Linked DNA regions of Mus musculus: region 1 is linked to region 2. The links are chromatin contacts, found by Hi-C or POLR2A ChIA-PET in ENCODE. All regions are on one chromosome and are shown on one strand. Each heading gives the region's core, a stretch centred on a gene start or an enhancer-like site at or near the end of the contact. The rest is flanking DNA. Distances are from core to core; before and after follow the strand shown. Region 1 holds the start of Rpsa (ribosomal protein SA). Region 2 holds the start of Xirp1 (xin actin-binding repeat containing 1).

Evidence for each region. A loop is a pair of places that touch in the nucleus more often than their neighbours do. ChIA-PET counts read pairs that join two places held with the same protein, here RNA polymerase II (POLR2A).
Region 1: a map of T-helper 2 cell shows a loop between it and region 2 (2.4-fold over the local background). The contact joins the promoter of Rpsa here to the promoter of Xirp1 in region 2. A Hi-C loop is called at or near these places in 1 of 37 maps with a recorded cell type or tissue (T-helper 2 cell). POLR2A ChIA-PET finds 5 or more read pairs at or near these places in 3 of 5 experiments (Patski and embryonic stem cell).

What each region holds. Positions count from the first base shown.
Region 1 is chr9:120,123,788-120,130,790 of GRCm38, reverse strand. Rpsa (ribosomal protein SA) reads right to left here and starts at 3,025. Exons shown (of 7, transcript NM_011029.4): 1 at 2,961-3,025; 2 at 2,169-2,334; 3 at 1,515-1,633; 4 at 428-673; 5 at 1-23. The coding sequence starts at 2,301. LOC115485682 (a small nucleolar RNA gene) reads right to left here and starts at 2,011; the gene lies at 1,856-2,011. It overlaps Slc25a38 (solute carrier family 25, member 38), which reads right to left. Exons shown (of 7, transcript NM_144793.2): 7 at 6,287-7,003. Gm26448 (a small nucleolar RNA gene) reads right to left here and starts at 1,440; the gene lies at 1,238-1,440. It also overlaps Snora62.
Region 2 is chr9:120,019,530-120,026,078 of GRCm38, reverse strand. Xirp1 (xin actin-binding repeat containing 1) reads left to right here and starts at 2,481. Exons shown (of 3, transcript NM_011724.3): 1 at 2,481-2,645; 2 at 6,260-6,549. The coding sequence starts at 6,264.

The DNA.
Region 1 (7,003 bases), core at 1,776-4,275, 100 kb before region 2:
ATCAGACCCACTGAGTGAGCTCCCTGTAAGGAGGATAGTTATTAAACACAAGCCAGCCCGACTCATGTCACCAGCCCAAGTCTTAGATTCCACACACCCAAATGGCAGCTCATTGCCCGAGGTACAGGAATACACTGGGCACACACAAAATGACCCCCTTCCCCCAAACACTAACAAATCTCTTAACATTCACTTATGAGAACACACAGGCTCAGTTCATGCATCAATTTTGTAGCAAAGGTTACTATCAAACCCCACTCACTGGACCAGAGTGGGGTGTTAGCGAAAACCTTGCCACTCTTTTAGCACACTACCTACACTTGTGAGTTCATCGACCAGCGTGTGACCTCAACTCCAAGCTCTAACAATGTGCAGGGGACGGTGAAGGCTTCCCCAGTGCCTCTGTCAGCTCTGCAAGACCAAGTACCTTGTTGTTGCATGGGATGGCAATGTCCACATAGCGCAGGGGAGAATCTGTGTTACACAGAGCAATGGTGGGCAGGTTGACATAAGAGGCCTCTGTGAGTGGCTGATGGTCAGCCCTGGGATCGGTCACCACTAGAAGCCGTGGCTCCCTGAAGGCTGCTTGGATCTGGTTAGTGAAGGTCCCAGGTGTGAAGCGGCCAGCGATCGGAGTGGCTCCTGTGGCAGCAGCAAACTTCAGCACAGCTCGCTTTGAAGGGAGATTGAGTCAGCATTATCATGCATGCTTCACGAGGAAACTGCTGATACCCACTTCTAGTCACCTATCAAACACCAAAGCATCAAAGTACTGTGCTGAAGCACATTCTTAGGCTAACTGTAACACCTGCATGATGCCTTAGTGTGAGGCACCTGACTCAAGTTTCTCACATGCCCAAGCCCCCCAAAGGACAGTTACAGGTACTCAGCAAACACCTGACAAATTTATCCGAACACAGAGCAAGCTCATCACCCCCCCTCCTCTGTTTGTGGATAGTTCTTTAGTTAATTTAGGAGTGGTTATCCTGCAATGTACAAAAGTATATCACCCCCACACATGGTGGTTTGGTATTGGATCTCCTTGAACAGAACTATGGATGGTTTTAAGCCACCACGTACCAAAACTATCTCAACAGTTCATATCTCATTGTTTTATCAACTGATATACATGTTAACAAAGACTTAACTTGGCTATTTTGTTTGTGTCTGACGTTGCCTTTCCCTTAAGTCAGCACCAATTTCCTCTAACACAAAGCTCTGTTTGCCACCGAGTCAGCACTGTTTCCTGCATGGTTTGCCTCCTCAGTCACTGTCCACAGGACTCTGAGAAGTCGTAGGAATATGCAGGCGCGGGCACAAAGCCCAGCTTCATCTCCAACGCCGTGGAAAGGGACTGTACGTCACTGGGCAAGGCCTATGCTCCCCTATGCCACTAGGACAGAGCCCAGGGAGAGTGACCTCCTGGGTTGTCCACGTTGGATACTTTGCTTTGTATGCCCAATGTACTCTATCGATTACTGACCCCCAAACAAAAGCACATGCATGCCACAAACCTGGCCAGTGTTCCTGGAGGAGATGACGCTGACGTCAGCAGGATTCTCGATGGCAACAATAGCTCGAGCTGCGAGCAACAGCTTCTCCCAGGTCCTCTTCAGGTTTATGATGTAGATACCTAGGCCAGCAAACGGAACTCTCTGAGGAGCTTCCCAAGGCAGGAAGTCTGGCAGTCACTCTGCAGACCTGGCTGATCAGACTCCTGACTGCCTCCTAAACACTAGGATTAAAGGGTGTGAAACCACCACACCCAGCAACAAGTAGTTTAAAGTGGGTGTCCCAGACAGGCTTGCTAGCCTCATAGCCTTGTGAATGGACACTGTGGGAAGGTAAGGCATACGCATGTGGCAGTGACCACTACCAAACTCCAGTCATAGAGGCAAGCTCTACTGGTGTTAGCGAAAATCCTGCCATAAATTCAATGTAGCACACTTCCGACACTCAGAAGTTCACTGGCCAAGACTGGCCTCCACTCTGAGCTTTAATAGTGTGCAGGGTCAGTCAGTCCTCCATGACCTCTGGCCCCTTCCCACACATCCTCTTAGTTACATCACAAGCCAGAGTAGCACTCCAACACCAACCATTCAGTTACCAGGCACTATACCCATTAGAGCACCATAGTCAGGAACTGACTATCACAGGTGGCAACTGACCGTCACTTTTCCTTTTGTAGATGTACTGCTCCATCTGAAAGTCAAGGTTGGTGCCACCTAAGTGGGTTCCCGCAGCAAGGAATTTGAGGACATCCTCCTCCTTCATCTGCAGGACGTCAAGGGCTCCGGACATTGTGTAAGTTTCCCTTTAAGTTACGATGGGAATCTAAAAAAGGAATAAAATTCATCTTTTTTCTTCTGACACTAGAACTCACAAGATTGCCCTGCCTCCTGAGAGGGGGACTAAAGGCGTATGCCACTAGGCGCAGCACATCATCTGAGCTGAAATGGGTTGTGTTCTTATTCCTCCTTGCCTTTCGATTTTTCTGGCCACCTAGTCACTAAGGAAAGTGACTTTGTCAGCAGAGCACATATAGAAAAACTGGACAGTTGAAGTTAGCGCCTCCGCAGGCACACTGACTACAGGATAGCTACTTAAGTATAGCTGCTTCTTTGCACCGAGAGTTGCGCAAAGGCGGCCATGATCGGGGTGCTTCGGGAGTTGTATTTCGAGACTGGCCGGCAGTTCCCGTCCCATCTCCATGCGCCTCACAAGCACTTTTCCCAGCATCTTGCCGACAGGGCCCTCGAGCGTGGCGCGAACCGCAGAAGGGCCCCGCAGTGGCGCCCGCCCCACCTAACTGCGGGCCAGCACGTGGCGCTGCCGCCAGGAGCCAAGCCGCCCCGGCACACGCAGCCTCGGCGCCCTCCGCGCCCACCCATGGCGCGGGAAGCTAGTAAGCGCGCGTCCCGCGGCGTCCGGAGACGCCGAGGGCTCCACGTGAGACTCACCAAGAACAACGCCGTATGGACCCGTCCCCGGGTAGCGCGAAAGGACGGGCGGCCGGAAATGACGTCCTTAAATAACCCACAGCCAGCCAATGGCAAAGCAGGCTAAGCAAAAAGGGAGAACTTCCGCTCCGGAAAAAGCCTCTGGCGCACGCGCAGATTCAGTGAGTGGGCCCGCTGTAGCGCGCGCGGAGCGGAAGTTAAAGTGGCCCGCGCCTGCGCGGCTGCAGTCGCTGCACAGACCCCAGGCCGGAAGTAGCTGGGGCGAGGGGGGGGAGTGGGGGGGGGGGAGCGAGCGTGGAAAGTCCGTAGCTTTTGGTCCGCTGAGTGACGAATAGGCTTCAAGCTGGGCCACCTATGTCAGGATTAACTCCAGGAGCACACACCCGCCTGCCCCTCTGGTACTGGCTCCTTCCTACATTTGAGAACTACAAAATAGTAGTTACCCAGTAAGATATTACAAAAGTGTTGAAGGGAGCAGGGAGAAATTTGGATGCGTCATCTATTTACAAAGCGTTTATTACTGTATTCCATGTCTCAAGTAATCTAGAGATGACTTGGAGTCTGTGGGAGGGTTGTGGTTATTAGAAAATACCAGACTATTTTTGTTTTGTTTTGTTTTTCGAGACAGGGTTTCTCTGTACAGCCCTGGCTGTCCCGGAACTCACTTTATTGACCAGGCTGGCCTCGAACTCAGAAATCCGCCCGCCTCTGCCTCCGGAGTGCCGGGGCTAAATAAAGGCGTGTGCCACCACGCCCAGCTCAGACCATTTTATATTAGGGACTTGAGCATCTATGGGTTTGGCATCCATAGGTGGTTCTGGAACAAATCCCACAGATACTGAAGGATAACCATATATGCATACAACAAAAATAATAGATCAAAAACCCAGAGGAGTGTGGGTGCAGCTCCGTGGTAGAGTACTAACATCGAAAGGCTCTGGGTTTCTTCAGTTCTTGCTGGGGCAAGAGGACCATGAATTTGAAGCTATAGTCATACTCTGTCTCAAAAATAAATATAAAACGGTAAAACTAAAAAGAACAAAGCATTTAACTTGCCACATCGTGAATGTGTATCAAGATATCTTGTTAAGTAAAACAGAATATTCTAAAATCTATTAAGTGGTATGTTCAGGTCAGGTAGTGGTGGCCTATGCCTGTAATCCTAGCCAGCACTCAGGAGACAGAGGCAAGCAGATCTCTACGAGTTGAAAGCTAGTCTAATCTACAAAAATGAGTTCCAGGACAGCCAAAGCTACACAGAGAAACCCTGTCTTTAAAAAAAAGAAAAAATAGAGTGGCCTAGCTCCCTGCGGCTGTCCTTGGTCACGCTTGGTACCAGGCTGAAGCAGTCAAGATGACCTTATTTCAGCTTAGAAGTGAGCACTGGGTTCATATACTTGTCCCTGTAGGATTTGTCTTTGGGTATTATCTAGACAGAAAGGATGGTGAAAAGCTAACTGCTGCTGGGCCGTGGTATTGCACGCCTTTAATCCTAGCACTTAGGAGGCAGGAGCAGGCAGATTTCTGAGTTCGAGGCCAGCCTGGTTTACAGAGTGAATTCCAGGACACCCAGGACTACACATAGAAACCCTGTCTCGAAAAAAAACCAAAACAACAAAAAAAAGCTAACTGCCTTCAGGAATAAGAGCATGCTATTTCAAAGGGAACTAAGGCCCAATGAAGTTACTTGCAAGTAAAAACTGGTTAAATGACAGAATGTTCACATTTTAAAAGTTATTGGAGAAATAAAAGCATTTATTATTTAATTAGAAAAAAATGACAATAGAAAGTGAGTGGTAGGTCTGGGAATGAAGATTATAAGTAGGTATAAGAGCTTACTGGAGGTCGGGGGTGGAAATGTTCTAAAACTAGTTTATAGGGTCATGGCTGCACTTTTAAACAGGGTCTCACAAGTGGAGGATGACTGAGCTTCCAGCTCTTCTGCCTCTGACTCCCAGTGAGGGAATGCCAAGCCTGAGGACCGGTGTTCCTGTTTGCTCTATTGCTAATGCAAATGAACCCACCAGAACCTTGCATGAATTAGCATGACACTCAGCCGAACATCCAGCCCCAAACCACCAAGCAGTGGGCTTCAAGCAAGTAGGAAGCCTCTTTGAATTCATAATCTCAAGGCACTTTTGTTTTTCCTTCAGTTTTTGAGACATGGTTTTCTCTGTGTAGCCCTAGCTGTCCTAGAACTTGCTCTGTCTAACAGGCTAGCCTTGAACTCAGAGATCTTCCTACCTCTGCCTGCTGGGTGCTGGGATTAAAGGCGTGTGCCACCATGCTCAGTTTCCAAAGCTGTTTTTAAAAGTTAAGTTTTCCCAAAAAAAAAAAAAAGGACTTACTTGGCAGGTGAAAACTTAAGTCACCTTAGAGCTGCTTTGCTAGTCTCAGGGAGTAAGACATACTAGTAAGGCTTACCAACCAGAACTTTTTTATATGTATAAATAAATCCAGGGCTTGATCGGGTAGCCCTCCCTGGCTGACCTGTAACTCTTGAGTCCTACCTGCCTATCTCTCAAGTGCTGGGATTAATGGTCTGTTCCTATTTATTTTTTTTTTTTCCATTTTTTATTAGGTATTTAACTCATTTACATTTCCAATGCTATACCAAAAGTCCCCCATATCCACCCACCCCCACTCCCCTGCCCACCCACTCCCCCTTTTTGGCCCTGGAATTCCCCTGTACTGGGGCATATAAAGTTTGCAAGTCCAATGGGCCTCTCTTTCCAGTGATGGCCGACTAGGCCATCTTTTGATATATATGCAGCTAGAGTCAAGAGCTCCGGGGTACTGGTTAGCTCATAATGTTGTTCCACCTATAGGGTTGCAGATCCCTTTAGCTCCTTGGCTACTTTCTCTAGCTCCTCCATTGGGAGCCCTATGATCCATCCATTAGCTGACTGTGAGCATCCACTTCTGTGTTTGCTGGGCCCCGGCATAGTCTCACAAGAGACAGCTACATCTGCGTCCTTTCAATAAAATCTTGCTAGTGTATGCAATGGTGTCAGCGTTTGGATGCTGATTATGGGGTGGATCCCTGGCTATGGCAGTCTCTACATGGTCCATCCTTTCATCTCAGCTCCAAACTCCGTCTCTGTCCTATTTATTTTATGCATGTGATACACCCTTGCTGTCTTCAGACACACCAGAAGAGGGCATTGGATCTCATTACAGATGGTTGTGAGCCACTATGTGGTTGGTGGGAATTGGACTCAGGACTTCTGGAAGAGCAGCCAGGGCTCTTAACCGCTGAGCCATCTCTCCAGCCCCCTCTGCTATAGTTTCTGTTTTTCAGACTGCTGTCAATCAGAGTGCTCTACTGTGTTTGTTTGAACTTTAATTATGGAAAGTGTGAGAACAGCAGAGATGAAGCCTGGGAAAGACTGTCCCATTCGTTCTCGGGGCCTACAGGAGGCAGCCTAGGAACAAAACTAATGCCTATCTTGGTTTTTTGTTCTGTTTTGGTTCTGTCACAGACAGTCTCCACCCTGGTGATGTCTTTATTTTAAAAAGTAATACATTTATTTGTTTATTGGGTCTGGGTGCATGTGAGGAAATCAGGACAACTTGCAGCAATTCTCTCCTCCACCATATGGGTCCTGGGAGCCAACGCAGGCCTCTGTTAAGCACCTTTCCTTGCTGAGGCATCTCACTGGCCCACCTCAGCTCTCTTAGGTCCAGTCTTCCCTAACTTGAGCCTCTTGCCCTCAGACATGGCAGGAGGCCCACACCTTCTCTACTGGGGGATTCCTTCATTACCAATATTCTAAGGCGCCCTGTAGAGTAGGCAGGTGGCTGAAGCAGCGACCTTGCAGAGGCCTCCTCTCAAGTAGCCTTGTGGGCAGCCAAGCTCGATCCAGCCCCGCGGCACTGACGGGAAGTGTGCACAGAGCGGTAGGTACTGGCAACTCCATGCCTATGGCTCCAGCCACCCAGCCACTCTCTCTGAATTCTGGAAAAAAGGTGACGGCACTTGTGCCTGGCTCTTCAGACAGCGCAGTCTTCACCTGACTCCGGGAGTGAGCTGCAGCAGCTCA
Region 2 (6,549 bases), core at 1,232-3,731:
GGGGCCTTAATCCACTGGGCCTACTCTCCAAGGACTTCCTCTGTATAGTGGAGGCAAGCTGGGAAACCCCTTCTGCTCAATTCTGTTATGAACAGACCCTGCCTAGAAGAGGGGCTGGCTGCCAGAGATGGGGCGCCGGAGCATCAGACTCATGAGCCAGCTAGGAGATAGTGGTGGCACACGCCTTTAATCCTAGCACTCAGAAGGCAGAGGCTGGCAGAGGTCTGAGTTTGAGGCCAGCTTGGTCTACAGAATGAGTTCCAGGACAGCCAGGGCTATAAAGATACTCCAGGGGTGGAGGGGGTGGGGCACATGTGACACCAAAAAGAACAAAACAGAGCCTCGCAACAACCCTCTTAGATCCATCTGAATGTTGGGATTGCTGGATAGTAACTTAAATGTATCTGACAGCTTGTTTCCAGAGAGGTGTGTGGGGAGAGCCCTTCATCCCTATAATGAAGATGGAAGCCTGGGATTTCTCACAGGAGCTAGCACACTTGACACTGGGAAAGCCAGCCTGCCTGTGTGTTTTCCCACTCTGATTGCTTTTGGGGGAAGGGGGGGGGGGGCGACGGGATCTCACTACGCAGCCCTGGCTGGCCTGTAGATCAGACTGGATTCAAACTCACAGAGAACCACTGTCTCTGCCTCCCATGTGCTGGGAGTAGAGGTGTGCACCACCATACCCCACTTAATTAGATCTTTTTTCAGAAACAGTTTTCTGTTTGAAGACCACAGGACAACGGCAGAGGTTGGTTCTCTCTGTCCACCAGGTGGGTCCCTGGGGATTGAACTCAGGTCATCAGCCTTGGTGGCCAGTGCCTTCAGCAGCTGAGCCATCACCCCACCCCACGCTATGTTTTTCTTATAAAGAGTGGGCAGTTTAATAACACACACTACATGGTCAGCACTCTCCACAGCCATTTTCATGTGATAATTCATTCAGTGCTCAAAGTCACCCAGGGAGGCCTTCGCTGCTGGTTGTAGATGTTCCTGCTTCCTCTGGGACACCCTGTGAGAGGGAGGCTCTGCCACTTCTGTCCCTGCCAGGGACAACCAGGATTCTGGAGCAGAGGATGAGGACAGGGGGGTAGGGCATCCAAGATGCACCTCCCAGGCCCAAGCTGACAGCAGGATGGTATTGACACCATGGACAAGGTTCACAACGCACCTGTCATCACCCCTGGCATCTGAAGGCACATGTAATTCAGAAGGAAGACCGGACACTCACACCCAGGGAGGAGCCTGGTTTCCCACCTGTTGCCTGTGCCCTGGGCTACTCGATGTCTGACCCTACCCGCCCTTGGGGGTTGGAGGTGAGGTGGTGCAGAGTCAATGACAGACTCCAGAACAGGTGAGAAAGGCTGCAGCAAGCTCTCTCTATGCTGCTCTAAGCTCCTTTAATACCCTCCACCCATGCCCCATTGGTACCAAGAAAGCGTCTCTCCTAAACAGCAGAACCTGATTGGCTGGCATTGTCTGCACCAGCAGACAACTATCTCTCAGGCAGTCCTCAATTAGGTCCTCCTGCAGGAGATGCTTTTGTGGCTCTGCGGCCCGCAGGGTTTACATAAAGGCGGTGCCATTCCTGCTACACCCACCTGGGACAAAAGCCACTTCCGTATTTTCTGTGGCATCTCTCCACACCAGCCTTAGCGCCAAGTAAGTGACGAAGCCTGCCAGGTCCCCCGGGGCTCCGTGTGACTGAGGAAGAGACAGGTGCACAGTCTGTCACTCCATCTGTGACCACGAAGATGATGACTCCAGGGTCAGAAATAACTCCACAGTCAGTTACCATGTGTAGGTCCTCCCAGCCATTCCCAGAGAGTCTGGGCCGTGAGTCAGAGGGAAGAGTCTAGAAGGAGCCATGGACCCAGATCACTGGGCTGGGACACCATGCATTCAGCCTTCAGATCTTTTGATAAATTAAGGGCCTGTTCCTTCAGAAATCTCGCTCACCCCCAAGTTTACTTCCCTCATAGCTTCAAAGACCTGGACTGTGGAGCTAGGGTAAGAATAGACGGGAGACAAGGCCAGCTTTGTTTTTGCACGGAGAGAAACAGAGGTTGAGCCTTTTACATGAAGGTGACTCTGGTAGTGAGAAGCCTGGTCCTGCACTCAGGGAGATGCTGGGCTTTGGGCTCGGTGGACCATGTGTGGTAACAATAGCTCAGCATAGAGAGAGAGGGCCTGCGGGATGAGAGGACAGGGTCACCCACACGTCAAGTGTCCCCCTATTCATCTCCTCAAAATAACCTAGATGTCTCCATCCAGGACTGAGTCACCCACCCCAGTCCTCCGGGCAGACTTGGGTTGAATGGGACTCCTCCTCCACCCTAGCCCTCCCTAGCCCAGAGGAATTGTAACTGATTCCCCAGGATGGAAAAGTGACTTCCACGAGCCCTAAAAATAACCGGACCACTTAATACTCCGAACATAGCCTCTCCCCCGCCCCCACCCTCACCCACCCCTAGCCGGCCAGATAAAGGCAGCTGCCTGGTTGGCAGAGAACGGAGACCTAGAGCCAAGGTAGAGAGAGGCAGGGGACCCAGGAACAGAACAGAACTGACAACAAAGAATCCCGGCAGAGCGACAGACCCCAAGGCTAGACACCCAAAAGCACCCAGACACCAGCCAGACCCTTGGTGAGTACCCTCCCCTCTTGTGTTATAGGCTAGGCTACCGCTCTACTCCGTGGCCCTCTGGACCTTGCAGCGTGGGTGTCAGGAGGGAGTCTAGCGGTAGCGGGGAAGGTGTGGAGAGGATGTGGTACAGGTGTACAGGCCCTCAGCGAGGAAAGCCACCAGGACTTATCTCTAGAAGGTAGCAAGTGTTTGTATGTGGTCAGAAGTTGCTGTGGCTACCTCAGGCGGGCCCAAGAAACAGATTCATTCTGATCTAGTATCATCGAGAGGTAGTTTCACTTGGTAGCCGGGAGCTTTGTGTTGTTTTTAATTTTTAAATTACAGTTTTGTTTATTTTGTGTGCATGTGAGTGGGTCCATGTGTCGTGGTGAAAGTGTAGGGGTCAGAGTACATTGTTTCTCTTTGACCATGTGTATGACACATGATAAAAACAGGACTGGAAATAACAGGTCCTCAGAAATAACAGGACGTACCTGTACCACTGGCCCATCATTCTGGCCTGGAGTTCTGATTGTTTTCTGTTTTGTTTGAGACAGGATTTCTCAGTGTAGCCCTGGCTGTCCTGGAACTCGATTCGTAGACCAGGCTGGCCTCGAACTCAGAGATCCACCTGCCTCTGCCTCCAGAGTGCTGGGATTAAAGGTGTACGCCATCACCGCCAAGCAGAAGTTTTGATTTTTCAGATGCAGCTATGAGCCCGGGACATAGCTCAGCTGGTTATGTGCTTGCATAGCATGCACAAAGCCCTGGGTCCACCAAATAAAACCAGAAAAGATGCTGCATGTTTGTAATCTGTGTCAGGAGGGTCTGAGGTCCAAGGTCATCCTCAACTACTCGCTAAGTCCGAGGCCAACCTGAACTGGGTGAGACTCTGTCTGAAAAAGAGATAAAAATGCTGAAGGCCAGAGACCCAGGACAGCCAGAGCCAAACCATGGCCCAGGGCAAGCCCAGTCCCCAGCTATTGCTGGTCACGGTCTTAGCATAACCGGCCCCAGCAAGCAATGTTGTGCCCAGGCTAGCCTGTGAGTAACTTCCCTCCTGAGGCAGCTTTGGTAGAATGACTTTGTCCCATGGGGACATCCTCCAGCTAAGCCTGGGGTGACTCAGGATGGAGAGATCAGATCTGAATGTGCCCAATGGTAGGCATCTAGAGCAGGCTGGTGCCTAAGAGGGTCCGAGGTGGAGGTGGGTGGTCCTGACTTGCTGGCAGTGCTGAGTGACTGTCTCGGCATAGGGGACCTGCTCATGGACAGTTTTTGAAATTACTATACCCTAAACCTGCCCCCCCAAACCTGCCCTCAGAAGTCTCAGGCCAGATGAGAGTGGAGCCGGGAAGCCTGAAAGCCTGCCGCAGCCTTTTCTGAGACCTCAGCTGAGCCTCCATGGGCAGCCCCTGTCCCCTTGCTGGGTTTCTGTATCCCCTAACAACAGGCCATTAGATTCTTTGGCCTCTGTGACCCTAGCAAGGATTCTGGGGATCCCTGGGAGTCTGAGCTGGGGACAGCTGGCAGTCTGTATAGGAAATCTTCCCAGGCCACTCTCATGGTGACTAGATAGAGCAGAAGTGGGGACAGGCATGGGTTTGTGTGTGGTCTCCTACACAGAGCTCAGAGACAAGAGGGACCACCCTGAGGTTTTGCTTGGGGCTCCATAAGGGGATATCAGATCTTGCTTCCTCATATCCTCAGTGGAGAGGCCAGAGAGGGAGTGGGGCAAAAACTCTCCCTTCTCCTCCTTCTGAGGTAGGAGGTCAGGAGGACAAGAGGTCAGGAATATGCTCTGTCCCTTGTCACCAGCGTCCCTGCTTTGCCGCACATCCTCGGATGCCTTTGGGCAATTGGTATCTGCAGGTTGGCCTACAGGGCAAATACCTTGGTACTTCACAGGAAGCAGAAGTCAGTGTCTTCCAGAAGCCCAAAGTATGGAAAGGGCATGGGCACACCAGGTCTCCCTGGCTGAGTTGGAACCTCTTTCTGAGTGCTATGATGTCTGCCGAGGCCTGGACCTCAGCTATATTTAGTGCTAAGTGCAGGGCGGAGCAGTGGATTGGGGTAGCAGGAGGGGGCACATATTTTACATTCTTTTTCTAATGGCCTCTGGGGACTGTCATAACACCTGTCGCAAGACAGATAGGACATATATGAAACAGAGCAGAAGACGGCTGGAGGAGTGTGAGGCCTCTGAGGTGTGTGGAGAGTTAGGGAGAGGCATGCCTTGCTGGAAGCTGGGGCAGGATATAGATTCTGGCTCGAAGTCCTCCCTGCCCTAGAGACTTTCCAAGCTATGCTTGCTGGTACACAACTGGGGAGGGCATTCTGTGAGCCAGGGCAGGCCTCTCATGTCCAGAGCTGCTTAGGCAGAAATGACCTTAATCCCACAACGTTCTATCACACACACATACCCTGGATACATCACCTTCCAATTCTCCTAGAGATGCAGGACTGGAGGGGTTCGGGCTCATGGCAAATAACAAAGCCCAGCACACCCAATCCTACAATTTCCTGGGAGTCAGGCCTTCAGTAAGGTCTAGGGACTGGAAGTCAGCACAGCCTATATATAACTCATTCTGCAAGATCTGACCCGAAACTCAAGCTTCTTATCCTTAATTGCAGAGAGCTGTGGGAAAAAGAAAACTTAGGACTGGCAAGGTGACTCAGCTGGGACAATGCTTGCCTAGAATGCACGAAGCCCGAGTCCAATTCCCAGCATGTGCACTGGTGGCACATTCCAGAAATCTCACACTTGCAAGGTGGAGGCAGGGGGAAGTTCAAGGTCACCCTCAGTTTGAGAACAACCGGGGTTATTTGAAACCCTGTCTATATGTAAAATGAAAACCCTGACCTGGAATTCAAACATTGGCTCTGCCCAAACATGAGCAATTCCCCCTTCTTGGGCCTCTACTTTGCCAGCAAGGACCCAGGGGCCTGGGAAAGGTTGGAGAGAGCCAAGAAGTGGAGGTTAGAGAAAGGTTTCTAGTAAACATGCTAAGCGCGCCCTCTGGTGGTGTACATGGGAATTTCACCACTATAGGAAATGAGTCTTCATTTAATTTAGGTTTTTGCCAAGACAGCAACTCTTCAGCGCCCTCACTACTTGGGAGTCTGCTGAGTATAAATTTTGGTTGTTTGGTTGGTTGGTTTTGGTTTTTGGTTTTTGGAGACAGGGTTTCTCTGTGCAGTCCTGGCTGTCCTGGAACTCACTCTGTAGACCAGGCTGGCCTCGAACTCAGAAATCTGCCTGCCTCTGCCTCCCAAGTACTGGGATTAAAAGCATGCGCCACCACTGCCTGGCAGAATAAATGATTGTGACAGAGGGAGACGTAGGTGATTCATCCAGCTTTCCTACTGGATATTTGGATCCCTCCAGGGGCTGGAAGGAGTCTCCAGGCTAGCTGTGCCCTGCTTGATCCCACTGATCCAGGTGAAACTAGGAAGCAGGGACTCATACTGATGAATGGATGGACTATCATACTCCAGCCCCAGAGTGAGCCCCAGGCTAGAGATCCAGAGATGTGGGAGCCCCTTAGTAGTGGCCACACAGTCCCGAGCCTTTCTCGTGCTAGTTAACCCAGGAACTGCTCCTCACTTAACTCAGGTTCTCCCCTTCTTCCCAGAAGGATGGCTGATGCCCAGATGCAGGTAGCTCCTACACCAACCATCCAAATGAGGACAGAAGAGGACCTGTCCCTCCCTCATCCCTCAGCCCCAGAGGGTCTGCCGCCACCACCCCCCAAAGAAACCTTCTCCAAGTTCCAGCAGCAGCGGCAAGCCAGTGAGCTCCGGCGTCTCTACAAACACATCCACCCTGAGCTTCGGAAGAACCTCGAGGAGGCTGTGGCTGAGGACCTGGCGGAGGTCCTCGGTTCGGAGGAGCCCACTGAGGGCGATGTTCAGTGTATGCGCT